2 separate regions of the Homo sapiens genome follow, and region 2 is linked to region 1. Evidence: read pairs that join two places in POLR2A ChIA-PET (ENCODE). Cell type or tissue: A673. All regions are shown on one strand. Links, peaks and the distances in the headings refer to the core of each region. The heading gives the core; the rest is flanking DNA.

Region 1 (7,899 bases), core at 1,221-6,220:
GACTGGTTCTCATATCTATATACCCTTTCAATCATTCTAAAAGACTGTCTAAGCATAGTCTTCCCTAATAAAACAGTTTTGCCTTTTATCCTATAGCTTAACTATTTAATTATCGTAGTATTACTAAAGATTCCACTAACTTGCTCAGCCTGACAAAGTGATTACGTATTGGATTATATGTTGTAAAAGTTCCCATGCTTTTAGGTACTCAGTAGGCAGCCAACTCACAGACCCTAAACTTATCATAGTAATATTGAGGAGTAACCCTTCAGATTATCTGGGGTTCTTTTTTATTAACATCTAGATCATGAAAACCCAAATTTATAACCCCAAGAAGAAATGATCAGGACCAAATTGGCAGAAATATTTTTCTCAATTTATCTACATGTGATGACTTCCTGAATTTGTCAAGGACATTAAAGAACAGCTAACTCAGCAGTTAAGCTGCAGAAAGGTGTAAGCAAAAATATCACACGAGTCAATTTGCTGGAGTCAAACAGATATGGTTTTCCTTTAGTGCATTCTTAGCTGTGATTTGGAGTTCTTCAAACTTCCATGATTCTTGAGTTTAGTTAACTAAATACATACGTGGTTTGGTAGCACTTCAACTACATACATGCATATAGAATATACTTTTAATCAGCTTAAAATGGCTGCTTTTGTAAAGCATTTTGCAAGAATTTCCCAGTGTCTGAGTTAAGTATACAGATATTAATAAAAAGAGATTTCTTTCTAATAGAGATTACCAAAATCAGGTAACAATGATTTACAAAACAGGCATTTATCTCAGAATAAAAACAACTAAAGGGAAGTGTAGTTTATCCATCATTTTTAAAAAATAGAGTAATTCATATATTAAAATGTAATATAGCAGTACAGAAATAACATTAAATGGTATTTTCTTCTCTAGCTTCTCCACTAAAACTCTAAATAAACTTTTCCAAGAAATAAATTTATACAATGTTCCCTCAACAGTTTGCACATTGTTAGCAATGACCTATCGTATATATAATACGAAACCATTTAAACAAAAAAATAAAGCACTGGCTGCCTCTCCGACCCTCCTCCTTTCCACCCAAATGATACCTTCACTTTATAATCCCCAATCTGAAGATTTTTGATAAATACTGCAGGCCACAGGGTCTTCAGGTCCTGCAGTTGGGTTTCATGTTGAGTTAGCTGCTGTGCCAGACAGCAACTGTTCACTAGTAAGTGCAACAATGATTTCCCACTTCTTCACCATCTCCCACTGTAGAGGCTAGAAAGCTTGAGACATTTGGCTGGACGTGGTGGCTCACACCTGTAATCCCAGCACTTTGGGAGGCTGAGGTGGGCAGATCATGAGGTCAGGAGATTGAGACCATCCTGGCTAACATGGTGAAACCCCATCTCTACTAAAAATACAAAAAAATTAGCCGGGCGTGGCGGCGGGCGGCTGTAGTCCCAGCTACTCGGGAGGCTGAGGCAGGAGAATGGCGTGAACCCAGGAAGCAGAGCTTGCAGTGAGCTGAGATCACGCCACTGCACTCCAGCCTGGGCGACAGAGCAATACTCCATCTCCAAAAAACAAACAAACAAACAAAAAAAACACATAACAACAAAAAAAAGAAAGCTTGAGACATTTTCCCAAGCTTCCTTGCAGCCAGAATGACCCAGTTTTGGCCAGTAAATCATAAGGGATGTCTCCTGTGTAGTTTCTGGAAAAGTTTTCACTTTCCTGATAAATGGAATAAATAAGGCTAGTCTAATGTATCTCCTTCATTATCCTACCTTCAACATACATATGGCAACCATAAATGACAAGCACTTTTTTTTTTCAAGTCAACAAATGAAGCATGTCAGGACAGAAAAATGGAAAGTGTCTAAATTCTTGTTGGTATTAGTGAGCAAATAAAAACACTAGCTATTACTGCTGGACTCACTGCTATGTAAGAAAAAAAAATCTTTGTTTAGACCACTGTTAAACTAAAATTTTTCTTTCTTGCAGCCAACAGCATTCTCAAGATACAGCTGCAATTATTTAAAGCATCCTATGATTCATGTAAAAATCTGCACTTCCAGATTCTTAGGAAAAAATTAAAAGAACTGACAACACTGGGCCCAGATTTTCACACAGCACCAATTGGCTAGAGCCAAGGGGCCTCAACTGGGACTCATGGCCTTTCAATGGGACATGGGCTGTTGCTATGTCTATGGCCTACTTCATTCCTTTAGTTACCTCTCTAGATGCTCCAAGCATTTTAAGACCCCAGCATACAAAAATAGATACCATGCAGTATAAAAACAAAGCACCATTAAAACCAACAAAGTATTTTCTGTTTTGCTAGTTAGAATGCAGGTGTCCAGCATAATAGTCACAGTCTCACTTATAAAAGTATGTCTTTTTTTCTGACTACTAACTTTTTCAACAGGCACACCAATTTCGCTTCCATAGCACACCACCAGGTCACCAAAGAATGATGCAATACTAGTTAGGTCTAAAAACAATATCATGGTGACAATAATGATAAAAATAGCTACTATTTACTGGAACTATAAAATTCTAGGCAAAGTGCTGAATGCTTTACAAATACCATGATGTTTAATCCTTTACAAAAAAAACCAATTAGGTAGGTATATTAACTTTGCTTTAAAATAAAGTGAGTCTCAAAGAAAAGAACTGATCCAAAATGGCACAGCTAACAAGCAGCAGACAGAGAATTCAAATCTAAGTCTTTCTAAGACACATAACTCGTAACCACAGGTTATATTGCTTCACAAAGAAAAGACCAAAATTATTTGATTGTTTTTGAGAAACATTCCATAAAGTGTCTCAGATCCTACAACTTATTCCTATGTAGCTACATTCTAACATGAATATTATGTCAAGTATTTGATCTTTAATGCCCATTAGTATAAGTCTTTATTCCGGTATAGGATTTTTCTTTTTTCAAAAGGCACTTCCTTCTTAAGTGTAACTGACCTGGTACAGTTAAGTTCTTGAGATTCAAAAGTGACTCATTTCCAAAGCTCCACACATTAGCAGCTGATATTATTCAATCTGAGATTTAAATTTATAATGTACTCTTGATAATGTACTCCCAATACATTTTTCACTTCTCTCTTGAATGACACAAGATAAAAGATCTTTAAGGTATAAATATTTTATATAAACTTTCACTCTGTTTTTCCTCAGCCATTTTCCATTTGCAAACACTAGACATGCAAAAAAAAAAAAAAAGGTTGAAAGAGTTTTATGGATTATGTTGTGGGGGGTGGTGGCTGAGAACTGCTTATCCATTCTGCTGTGGCAGCAGACACCACAGCTACGGGCCTAACTGCCCTTGCTGGCTAATCAGAATGTTCCACCCTCCATGGGGTCTGATTCAGAGTACTGTTTTCCATGGGACAGATAGTGGGCTAAAAGGAACAAGTTCCCAGCATAATCTATCATGATAGAAACTAAGAATACGGATAGTGCCCGTGGAACCCTGGTACTAGGATGCCTCCTTCAGCCCAAAGGGTAAGGACACAGCCATCCCACCCAGGCCTTGGGTAAAAGAACACAGCCTTCCCAAGACTCAAGACCCCAGGTAAGCATGTGGCTTTTGGCAGATCATTTATAACTCTGTCTTTTCACATTTGAAACATGAAGAAGTTAACCCATCAAAGGTTTTCGAACTACGTGCACAGTTTCCCCCAGGGCCTTGCTTCTCAAAATGTGGCCAATGCATGTTTAACACATTAGGAGTTTATCTGAAATGCAGAGTCTCAGGTGCCTTCCCAGACACACAGAATCAGAATCTGCATGTAACAAGCTTCCCAGGTGACTCCTCGCTCTAGGGGCTGATTCCAACTGGGGCTGCTTCTGGGAGAAAGAACAGGTGGGCCAAAGTTATTAATAATATGGATCCAGTACTCGCATACTTTTCAACTTAAAAAAATAAATACATGTACATAGCTTCTCCACAGATTTGGTCCTGAAGGAAACATTCCTATTTAAATAATATTTGAAACCACTGGAGAAAATTATCTATGAGGTCCTTCATAACTACAGATGTCTATGACTTTATAAATTTACAAAATTGCTTACATTCACCACTTTAATCACTACCTGTTTTCTACATTAACTCATTTTGGAGCAAAATCTTCCATCATTTGTTACTAATATTATTATATGCAGAAACATGCTTTAATCTTTTCCTAAAGATATTATTAAGAACACAAGTTAAAGCGTTCCAATATAGTGAACACCCAAACAACTATTTAGGAATTTAAGTATACAGGATTATAGAGGGGTGTGTGTGTGTGTATATATAAATGTAAATGTATACGGATACACATACACACATAAACACATGCTCCTCAACTTGTGACAGAGTTACATCCTGATAAACTCATCATAAAGTCAAACCGTTGAAAGTCAGAGACTGTCTGCGTGTGTGTGTGTGTGTGTGTGTGTGTGTGTGTGTTGCACATGGCGCATGTCTAGAGAGAAAGAGAGGATCTCAAGCTACTATCCATCTCGACCTCTTGGACAGTGTCTCCATGTCTTTCTTCATTGTTCAGCTGCCAGCTAACACCTCTTGTTTGTTTCTAGTTTCCAGACTGAAGCAGCTGTCCACTATGACTTTATTTGCTGCTCTGGAATGAAAAATCAGACTTGTGTCTAGAACAGAAGTTGTTAGACCTCATCGAGGAGGTCTTCTCTGTACATAAAGATTGTGCTCTCTAGCGCTTGAACTTGGTAAGTTTTCAGATGTATTTCCAAATGTACAAACTAACAAACAAAAACTGCAGATAAAGGAAACGTAACCGTAAATGACTTTAAGAAAAACATGTACTGCCAGGCACGGTGGTGCACACCTGTAATCCCAGCACTTTGGGAGGCCAAGGTGGACGGATCACTTGAGGTCAGGAGTTCGAGACCAGCCTGGCCAATATGGTGAAATCCCATCGCTACTAAAAATACAAAAATTAGCTGGGCATAGTGGCGAGTGCCTGTAATCGCTGCTACTCAAGAGGCTGAGGCAGGAGAGTCACTTGAACCTGGGAGGCAGAGGTTGCAGTGAGCTGAGATTGTGCCACTGCACTCCAGCCTGGACAACAGAGTGAGGCTCTGTCTCAAAACAAAACAAAACATGTATTTTACTTTCTCAGTTTCCCTCATCTCACAACAATGCAAATAATCTAGATTGTGATCAACTTTAGAAAGTTATTGAAAAGTCTATAAAATGTGACTTGGTGCTATATCATGATGACAACCATTCGGGGAACAGGAAGAGAGTAAGGAGGAAACTAAAATGGAAGAGAACTTTCTCAGTGTGTACAGTCATCTGCATTAGTCAGCGTTTGTGGGCTACTAAAGCAGCCCCAAAACTGGATAAGCTAGACCAGTGTAAGTCAATGCAATTATAATCTATTCCGAGTTCCAGAGAGGTGAGGTTTTAACCGTCCAAGTTCAGTCCTCCTTACCACATGCTCAATGCAATACAATCACAGAAGGTTCAATTCCCCAATCTTCCTCTACCTGGGAGATGGGAAAGTGTCTAGAGATCACACAGATAGGCTCTCTGTTGGCTGAACCTATAAAGAGAAGGCTTAAATATCTCATTTCAAAGTTGGATGACACTTCAGAAAGTTTCTCAAAATTTAGCTGCATCAGAATCACCTGAAGAGCTCATTAGAAATCAGATTGCTGGACTGCATTCCCAGAGTTTCTGATTCACCAGGTCTCGGAAGGGGCTAGGAATCTAACCTGCATTTCTAGCAAGTTTCCCAGTGATGCTGATGCTGCTAGTCTTGCAACTACCCTTTAAGAGCACTAACCTAGGTCAAGCCCTTATTTTAAAGATGACGCAACAGGGGACCAGGGGAGATGATTTGGCCAAAGGCACAGAATGGGTACTAGGGAGGCAGGGATTCCAGTTCCCTTCTCCTGCCTCACAGTTCCAGGCCCCTCCTATTAAAGAACAGCCCACACTGATTTGATGAAAGGTATCCAAAGAATGTCTGTATCTATAAACAAATGTCCTTGCTGCCTTATGCTTATTTGACACTTTAAAATTACATCTACAGGCCGGGCGCGGTGGCTCACGCCTGTAATCCCAGCACTTTGGGAGGCCGAGGCAGGAGGATCACCTGAGGTCAGGAGTTTGAGACCAGCCTGGCCAACATGGTGAAACCCCGTCTCTACTAAAAATATAAAAATTAGTCGGGCATGGTGGCAGGCGCCTGTAATTCCAATTACTTGGGAGGCTGAATCAGGAGAACTGCTTGAGCCCGGGAGGCAGAGGTTGCAATGAGCCGAGATCGAGCCACTGCACTCCAGCCCGGGCAACAGAGCAAGACTCCATCTCAAAAAAAAAAAAAAAAAAAGCATCTACATTATCTAATTTTATTCTCATAACAACCCAATGAGGTAGGCAGAACAAAGATTAATATCCCAATTTTATAGATTAGGAAACTGAGATGCAGAGTTGTTAAACAGTATACCCAAAGCCACAAAGTTAGCTAAGTGGTAAAGCAGACCCTTGCTACTCAGGGTGTGGTCAGAGGTTCTACAGCAGGGATGTCTCAGCGAGCTTGTCAGAAATGCAGCATCTCAGGCCCACTGCAACCATACTGATTCAGACTCTGCAGTTTAACAAGATCCCCAGTTGATTCGTATGCACATTGAAGTTTGAAAAGCATTGGGGTAGATAGGCCTAGAAACCAGGTCATCTAATTCCAAGATCAATGCTTTCTCTTGCCTCTTTTTTTCTCTCACTCTCTGAAAACTACCAGTAAGTGTCTTTTTGATTTGTTTTCCAACATGGCCTAATTAAGAAGTTAACTCTCACCAGGTAAAAAATGTTTACAGTGTTTTGCCTTTAAAAAAAATATTAAACTAGGTTAAATTACCTTTATTACTAGTCTCGGTAATTCCTCGGTAGCTATTTTCTTGACTGATGTATAGACCCCTATGAAATGAATCCTCGGAGAAGAAGATGGAAAAAAAACAAGACAGTGATCAATGGATTCAATTAGTTACAGTATAATTCTACCAAGATGAAAAAAGATCAAGATGCAATGCAACTACTCCAGGGTGGCTAAAATACTTTACCCAGAAAGTACACCATTTCTTTCCCACATTCTTCAACTATTAAGTTCAGTAAAGCACAAAACAGCTGCTCCTAAGACACCTGGGAAAATAACCAAAATAAATGCATGGCTCCTCACAACTGGAAGTATTTAAATACTGCTTTAATGGTCTAGGCATGATGACAACTGCATTTCTTCACATACAGGAAGTGTTATACAGACCAATTTCTCTAATGACAGCAAATCAACCCCTCTCGCGACATAAAGTCAACCAAGAATTAACTCTGTGGTTACTGTAAGACCACAGTTTTGAAACATGTATGCACGATTTTTCCTTCAACTTTTCAAATCAATCTCTTCCATTGAGATTCTCTGTTAAATAGAAACCAGAATACTGAGACAGTGCACTTATGAAAAGCTGATTAATTCAACATGGTAAGATGTAAATTCAAATGATTTCTTGTAAAACATATTAATCCTAGGCATCTGAATGAGTAAATATAAATACAAACACAAAAGGTTTTTTTGTGGTTATTTTTGGTCATTTCAGAGTTGCTTTGTACAAATGCATGATTAGTAAATCAGGGTAGTAGGATTCCAATTATTAAAATTAATGTGCAGGACATAGAAACAACCATTTATAATACCTGAGTAGATCAGTATATTAAATAAAACCTGCAATGTAAAATTATTAAGAAAGATGCACATCTAGTAAAAAGGGTTTTTTCTAATTTAAAAATGTGGTTAATTAATAAAGCTGATCAAGTGATTAACAGAATCCACAATCTTAATCCTATTATTTTCAAAGATGAAAAGGCTTTTCTGCCAAAAGCCAAT
Region 2 (7,218 bases), core at 1,521-6,520, 210 kb before region 1:
AAAGGGGGAAAAAAAGGAAGGGTATATCAGATACAAAAGTGTATGCAAAAAAACCCACTCTGAAGTATACTAGGAATCATTTGTCTTATATATCAAAGTTTTCTCTTGGCCTTAGTAAGGATCAGTTAAGATTTTATCAAACACACACTGAATGAATTATCAGCGATTCTAACACAGAACCTCCACAAAATAAATATCACATAGATTTAGAAGAAGATAATGACCCCAGATGTTGAGTTGCAAAAGAGTATATAAATGTTTTATATTTACTATAGGCCTCTTGCCTATTCAACAAGTTGCTTTTTCTATAAAGCCTCCTGCAAACCATGTTATCTATCTATAACAAGAAAGGACAAAAATTCTTCTCTTAAGACTTGTTGATAGTGTCCAAGCCTAGACTATATATTACAATGCAGTAATAAATAGCTCACTTAACCAGAGGCTATAACACACACACAATTATTTAGAATTCAGTAATGTGTAAAAATCAAGGAAGGCCCCCGAGTGTCTAAAGTCAGCATCTAAACAGGCAACTAAGTTGAGGCATTTAACTCATTGGAGAGTATATCTTTATAGAAACTAAGAAGTGTTTCAAGGAGAAGGCTGCAATCAACTGAGTTGAATGCCACTGAGAGATCACGTATAATGAGGACAGAAAAGGGTCCACTGGATTTGGCAACATGAATGTTTCTGACAGTCTTGAAAAGTGAGTTCCAGGAGAGTGAGGCACATAGAAGACAGGATAGCATGGTTTATAAAATCAATGGGAAGTGAAGAAACAGGGGAAATGGTGTAGTCAACTTCCATGAAACGAAGGAGGAATCTGCACAGGAGAGCAGAAAAATAGGGTAGTGGCTACAGGAAGAGGGAGGGAAGCAAGGGATAGCTTTCTGAAGGTGGGAGAGAGTCCAGCATGCTTGTCTACTGATGGGAATGGTCCAGCAGACAGGCAGAAAGCCATGACTCAGAGAAGAGAGGGTGCCTGAGGCAGTGCAGTCCTTAAGAAGGTGAGAGGCTACACAATCAGTGAGTGGAGGAGCCAGGATTTGAACCCAGGAAACCAAAGCTCTTGCTCCTTTCAGTGTACCATGCTACCAAGATCCCTACTTCTGGGTGAGGGCGCGGGGGAGTACTACTTATGTATCTTATCAATACAAACCTATCATGAGCTGATTTAAATCTGAACTATTAATGACACTTGAACATGTTTCTTCTTGCAAACATTCCAAGTCTTAATGATGCTAACTGCTTTGTGACTCTTTTTTACACTCAGGCATTCAGATTCCCCTACTCCACTAGATCTAAGTGTGGGGAACAGACAGCTCAGTCATGTCCATCAGACTAATGGTGTCCACATAAATTTCAGTGACATTTCTCAAGCCCAGCATGAATGCTGAGTACCAGTACCATCTTTTGCAAGTCATCCACCATCAGATTTACACTCAGACACATCTCTTCCAGATGCAGAGCTATACTGCACTCTAGTAATTCCCCCACAGGCAGGAACAAGACCTTTCTAGAACCATTTAAAGTATACCTTGTAATTAGATTATCTCTAACCATGATGCCAAATAAAGGCTGTGACTGAACAGAAGAATCCCACGGTTAAGGGACCATTCTGTTCTTGTGAGCATAAACACAGGCTGCGTGATACAAGGAGGTCGTTGAAGACACCACACGTTTGTTAGATGTGTGTCCTAATGATAAAATCCATTAGAGTTCATTCTAATATAATTTTTTATGATTAGCACACTCAACGATAAAAAGGTAAAATAGACTATTTTGACTTTTAGCCTTTTTCAGTCAATAAAAATGTTTTAAAATCATTTTTATGATAGAGAGCATAAATGAAAGTTAATATAGCTTCTGAGGTTTATCCTTCTTACTCTATATGTAGCCATTGAAAATGAGCTAAAAGGACTCCCAAAGAATTATCACATCATAAAGAAGTTCAGGTAATTTAAATGGCTTGGGGACATCAGTGATTTCTTCAGTTTTTAAAAAATGGGAGTATGGAGTAAAAATTACATGGATTATTCAGGGGGAAAGAAACGATGAGTTCTGTAATATATTCCAAATGTTCATTTGTGAGTGAAAATTTACAACCAGAGAGAGTAAAGAATAGACACAAGGAAAATGTCATATAAAAATCTGGTTTCTGGGCCAAAAATAAAATCTCTTGACTAGTTGGGGGATTTCCTCTCCTTTCAAGGTAAACACAGACACCCCAGTGACAGGACTGAAATAAAAAAAATTGTGTTACATGCTCCATATACTTACAAGAGGTTGGAGATTCCCTACCCATTCCATCTGCCCCCTAGCCATCCCATCCCCCCATGTGTTCAGGAAAGGACTGATTTTAGCTCAACATAGCAATTATACGCATTCACAGAAGGACTGAGGATAAAGAAGACATTTCTGAGAAAACCAAATTATTTCTTTGCATAAACAATACATATAGTATAAAATAGCATAATGTTTTATTCATTCTCCTTAGATATCCAGCTGAATAGTAAAAAACTCAATCATACATATGTTTGGCTTATATCTGCCCTGCCCAATATGGTAGCTACTAGCCACATGTGGCTACTTAAATCTAAATTAATTAAAATTAAATGAATTTAAAAATTAAGTTGCTCAGCATAGCCACATTGCAAGGGCTTAGTAGCCATATGTGGCTCATGGTTAGAATACTGGATAGTATAGACACAGAACATCTCTATCACTGCAGAAAATTCTATTGGACAGCTCTGGTCTCTATGATATGATACCAAATAACTTTTTACTTTTTTGGTCATGCTGTACAACAGTAGATAAACCTTATTTTGTATTGTTCAGCATGTTTAGTCTTTTTTTTTTTAACTTCCAAAAGCGAAACATATTCACTGTACAAATATAGAACTGTATAATGGGAAAAAAATGAAAGCTTTTCCTCTCCATCTCCAACAAGCTGGAAGTAACTCAGTGTTCAAGCTTGGTTAACACCCTTATGAATACTTTCGTTGGCATATAACATTAGCCTTGATGATGTGAACTTTAGTATTTACTTAAATATACTCTCTTCTGTCAGTTAAAACATGATAGAGAGCTAGAGCTTAAGGGTCCTATGGATAAAATTTAATTTGAAAGAGATGCATAGTCTGTGAGGGTCCATGTTTGGGATACGCCTGTGCTGGAGCTCTATTAATTCCAGTGTTCCTTGGATACAAGCAGAGAACCCAGCTAAAGTAAAAATTTGAAACTGATTGAAACATTTCATAAGGGAAAAAGAAAGAAAATTTTAGCCCTCTTCAAATTGCTTGAACTGTGAAATCAAGTAATGAACACGAGAAAAGGTTCTGTCAGCTAGAATCTAAGGCTTCGTGTTGTCAGCATTTTCTTGCTAAATCTTATTATGGCAAAGCATTTGCTTTTTCATCTCTGCACTCTGTTCATCCCACAAATAAACTGCTTTGACCTCCACCTGTTACTTAGTGAAATCTGCCTGCCATCCTTCAATAACCCCATTCTTTGCCTTCGAAGGCCTTTGAATCACAGAGAAAGTGGGAAGCTAGCGTTGTGCAATGAATTGAGCTGCTATCACTTTATAAGTATTCCGTAGTTCATAGTTCAAGCTAGAAGCTACACAGCAAAAGAAAATGAATTTTTTTAAAGGTAGTGCTTATGAATACTGGAAGAGGGCAATACATTCCATCATTTTAACCTCAAATTTTTAATAGAAAGAGGTTCTCTCTTCAGCTCTTATTTAATGCAGAAAACTTCTAGCCCATTCCTTATAAGAAAACCTTTCTCTGAAAGAGTTGTGCCTTCAGTTTAGGTAGATGAGCCAAAAGATCCCTTCAAAGCTTAAAAATACTTCAAATTCAAGTATGTTCACTATACTGATATTTTGCAAAACAAAATGTATGAACCACTTACCTCAAATGCAGCTTCATGGATGTAAAAGGACCACACTACTATTAAACACTATTAAAGCAAACAAAAAACAATAAAAAGGGAAATAACTGTATTTATGTAAATCACACAACTACATGAGTCATTTTCTGAAGCACTGTATCTGACAAAATAGTTTGCTTTTTTTTTTTTAACAACAATGACATATCAGAAACAAGTATGCTGTGTAAAGTTGCACTTCTAATGATTAATGCTACATTCAACAGAAGAGATGGTGTCTGTCTAATTATGTTAAATACTTATCTAAGAGGGATTAGCAGGCTGTTTCTGCTCACTGTCATTCTTTGTGACAATGTAATGATCCATTTACTTATGAGTACAATTATTAAAAAGCATGCTATTTTCTTAACTGTCTTCATATCTTAGAAATATTTTATTAAAAATTACTTATTTGACACTAAGGGTAAATGCTTGGCAGAGTTTGGCATATCAATTAAGTAAATGAGTTAGTTCCATCAGTCATAGTCTTTGTTGGGTTTCTTATTCAAGTTGGGTGAAACTTGATCACCATAATCCTTTCATATTGGAGTTAATGATTCACCCTTTTTTCTCCTCATCTTATTTGTCCAAATCCTAAAGTTTGGTTTTCACTTAAACTAAAAACTGCTCATGGCCGACATTTTCTCTGGAGTCATGATTTAACACTTCTTCTTCACATTCACACCTTTTTTTGGAACCGAACACAAGGATCCAATTTTATACAGGCAACTCTTCATAGACCAATCAGAACGGGTTGCTAGCTATATATCATCTTTTGCGGCTTCTTCTACTCATGCAATGAACTTTATCCAGCACTTGTGAGGAAACTTGTGAGGGAAAGGTCTTTAGACAAGATAAAAACAAGAAAGCAAACCACATTGGGCACTACAACTAGGCTGGCTACACCCAAACCAAAGGACTATTTCCATATGTGTCTCAATAGACAAAACTAGGTTCCTCTCTGTCTTTGTCTTTCCACTTACTAACTCTCAAATGACAATTGCCACCAACCTGACCCTTGGGTGTGAAAGACAACCAAATAAGGGTATTGGGTGAAAGTTATTTACTGAATTGCTCCCTCAAGGAAGACTTTATCTATGTCTATAGCTTTTGTCAACTTAAGACAACTATCAAGTAGGCCAAGTGGCAGATAATGACATTTCTAATAAATTATATCTCTGCAAAAGTCTTCGAATGTACTGCCAGGGCAAAAATTTATGTGATCCAATATAATAAATGTGTGTCACAAAGATTTTTTTTTATTCTAAATGAAAGGTATGTTAAGGTTTCAATGCTGATAGACAAACTCATCAAAACATCAAGCACATCAAAAAAAGAAAAATTGCTAGTTAAGTCTTTTGAGGATAAGATTTCTGAAGGAAAAAAAAATCCACTGGAAGAACGAACTCTTAAAATTAGAAGCAGGTGTCAGCACCATGAAGTGATAAATATCAAAGAATAACTGGCCCTGAAAAGCATTCTTAAGCATCCCATACTACTTTTAAGCCTTACACGTGGATTTTGACATTCGAACATGAAGTGTTGCTTATATAAGTCCCTAAAGAGTGTTAAGACATGAGGGGTGTTGCACAGCCATTTTGATAAATGCTCTCTTCTGCTGGGTTCATGAAATGGCTGAAAGGCAGATGGCAAATTCTGACTGGCATTAAGTCATAAGTAATCCTGCTATCCTAGAATTCACTAATCTTGGAAGCTAATCATAGTTAAGTGATTTCTGGGTGGGGCTAACATGGCAGGGGCAGGGAAGACCCTTCAGATTAGAAATGGATATTGAGTTGCCATTCCTTGAATTTCTAATGACGTGAGTGCACTTCCAGCTACGCAAATGAAAACTTTAAACTACCTCTCATTACATACAAAGTAGACGATACCTACAGACTGGAATGTTTCTTCAAAATGAGGAACAAGATGCTTGGACCACAGTAAATCATCAAAGTGTGGGAGTATTGTCTGAATAAATACCGAACATTCACAGCTGTCTGGAAAGCCAGTTCCCCACAGTGGGCTGAGCGTGCTGGACCACAGGAAGAATTCCTCACTTGACAAAGACCAGAGAATCAAGAACCAAAGTTACACTGTATTTAAAAAACCCAAAGGTTTCAGAGGGGTTTTAATTGTTAAGAAAGGGAGGTCAGTGATACTTTACTCTGAAGAGGGAAGCCAATTAATTGTATTAATATTTAATGAGCTTTGCCATTCTACCTCAGTTTAATTTTTCAAGTTTAACAGATGCTTCAAAGTAAAGTGACGTTTTATTCCGGAAGTTTTCTTCCACTTGAGATATACTTTGTGAATCAGTGCTGGAGACAGCCCTCTTCATTTCAGTACTTGGTGTGCCATTCAGGAATCCATCAGGAAATAGTTCTTGATTTACTCTGTCGACGTGAGCATTTCTCGTAATCTTCCAGGATGTAATTCTCCCAGCATTTTGAAATGGGTGCCATGTCTCTGATTAATTGATGAGTTTATGATGTATCTAAAATCCTTGGATGGACAGAGCTGGATAAATAGGCATTATTGTAATCCTCTGCTGAGCAGAAAGCAATTGGGATGTGCACAGCCTCATGAGAAACTGCTGCACAGCAGCGTGCTGCACACACTATTGATTGACTTCTGGGATCTGCACAGACCAAGGACTTATTTCTTCCCTCTCTCCCCAATTCCCCATGTAAAAGCCACTTATTCTGGAGTGTTAACAAACTACTTTGTTAAAAACATTGATGGCCAAAAACCACAGAACTTTATTTCCATATAAACTGATGGTGCTATATTAGGTTATTTAACGTTTAAAGAGAATCATCAGTATGTAGGAAAAATATAAGACCCTATGAGAGAGGGAAATAAGTCTGCAAACAATAGTATTAGTGGTATCACTTTTTTACAAATTAAATGAATGTATATGTATGCACACATATATATTTATATATGTGTGCATATAGCTTAGAACAATGTGTGGCCCATAGTAAGTGCTCAATAAACATCAGTTATTGCTATTACTTATAAAACGCTTATATATTTAAAATTTCAGCAGCAGTGACAAAATACAAGCCAATATATATTTATTGTTAATCAACTTGTCTTGAGTCTATAAAATAGCTACACTGTGTTTATATGATAGAACGCAGGAAGTAAGATCACTAAAGTATTTTCATCTTTATATCTATGGTTAAAACTACCTTCAATTTAAGTTCTATAAATATTTAAATAATATTAGATATAGGAAAACATGGTATACTCTTAGGTAAGTCTGATCTATTATCTTTC

The links. Peaks named below come from ENCODE experiments on the same cell type or tissue, not always from the same donor. Only the 100,000 strongest peaks of a DNase experiment are listed, where the experiment ranks them.
Region 2: POLR2A ChIA-PET joins it to region 1 with 8 read pairs; 2 of 35 experiments call an interaction of 5 or more read pairs at or near these places.

Annotation. Positions count from the first base shown.
Region 1 is chr1:61,158,139-61,166,037 of GRCh38, reverse strand. The region is part of intron 2 of NFIA (nuclear factor I A); the gene reads right to left. Among named protein-coding and RNA genes, the nearest start is that of NFIA, 80 kb to the right of the region's middle. In A673, for the core only: no CTCF peak of the experiment used is centred there; a DNase peak (open chromatin) is centred at 3,297; H3K27ac peaks cover 1,325 bases.
Region 2 is chr1:61,369,445-61,376,662 of GRCh38, reverse strand. All of the region lies in intron 6 of NFIA (nuclear factor I A), which reads right to left. Among named protein-coding and RNA genes, the nearest start is that of NFIA-AS1, 120 kb to the right of the region's middle. In A673, for the core only: no CTCF peak of the experiment used is centred there; no DNase peak of the experiment used is centred there.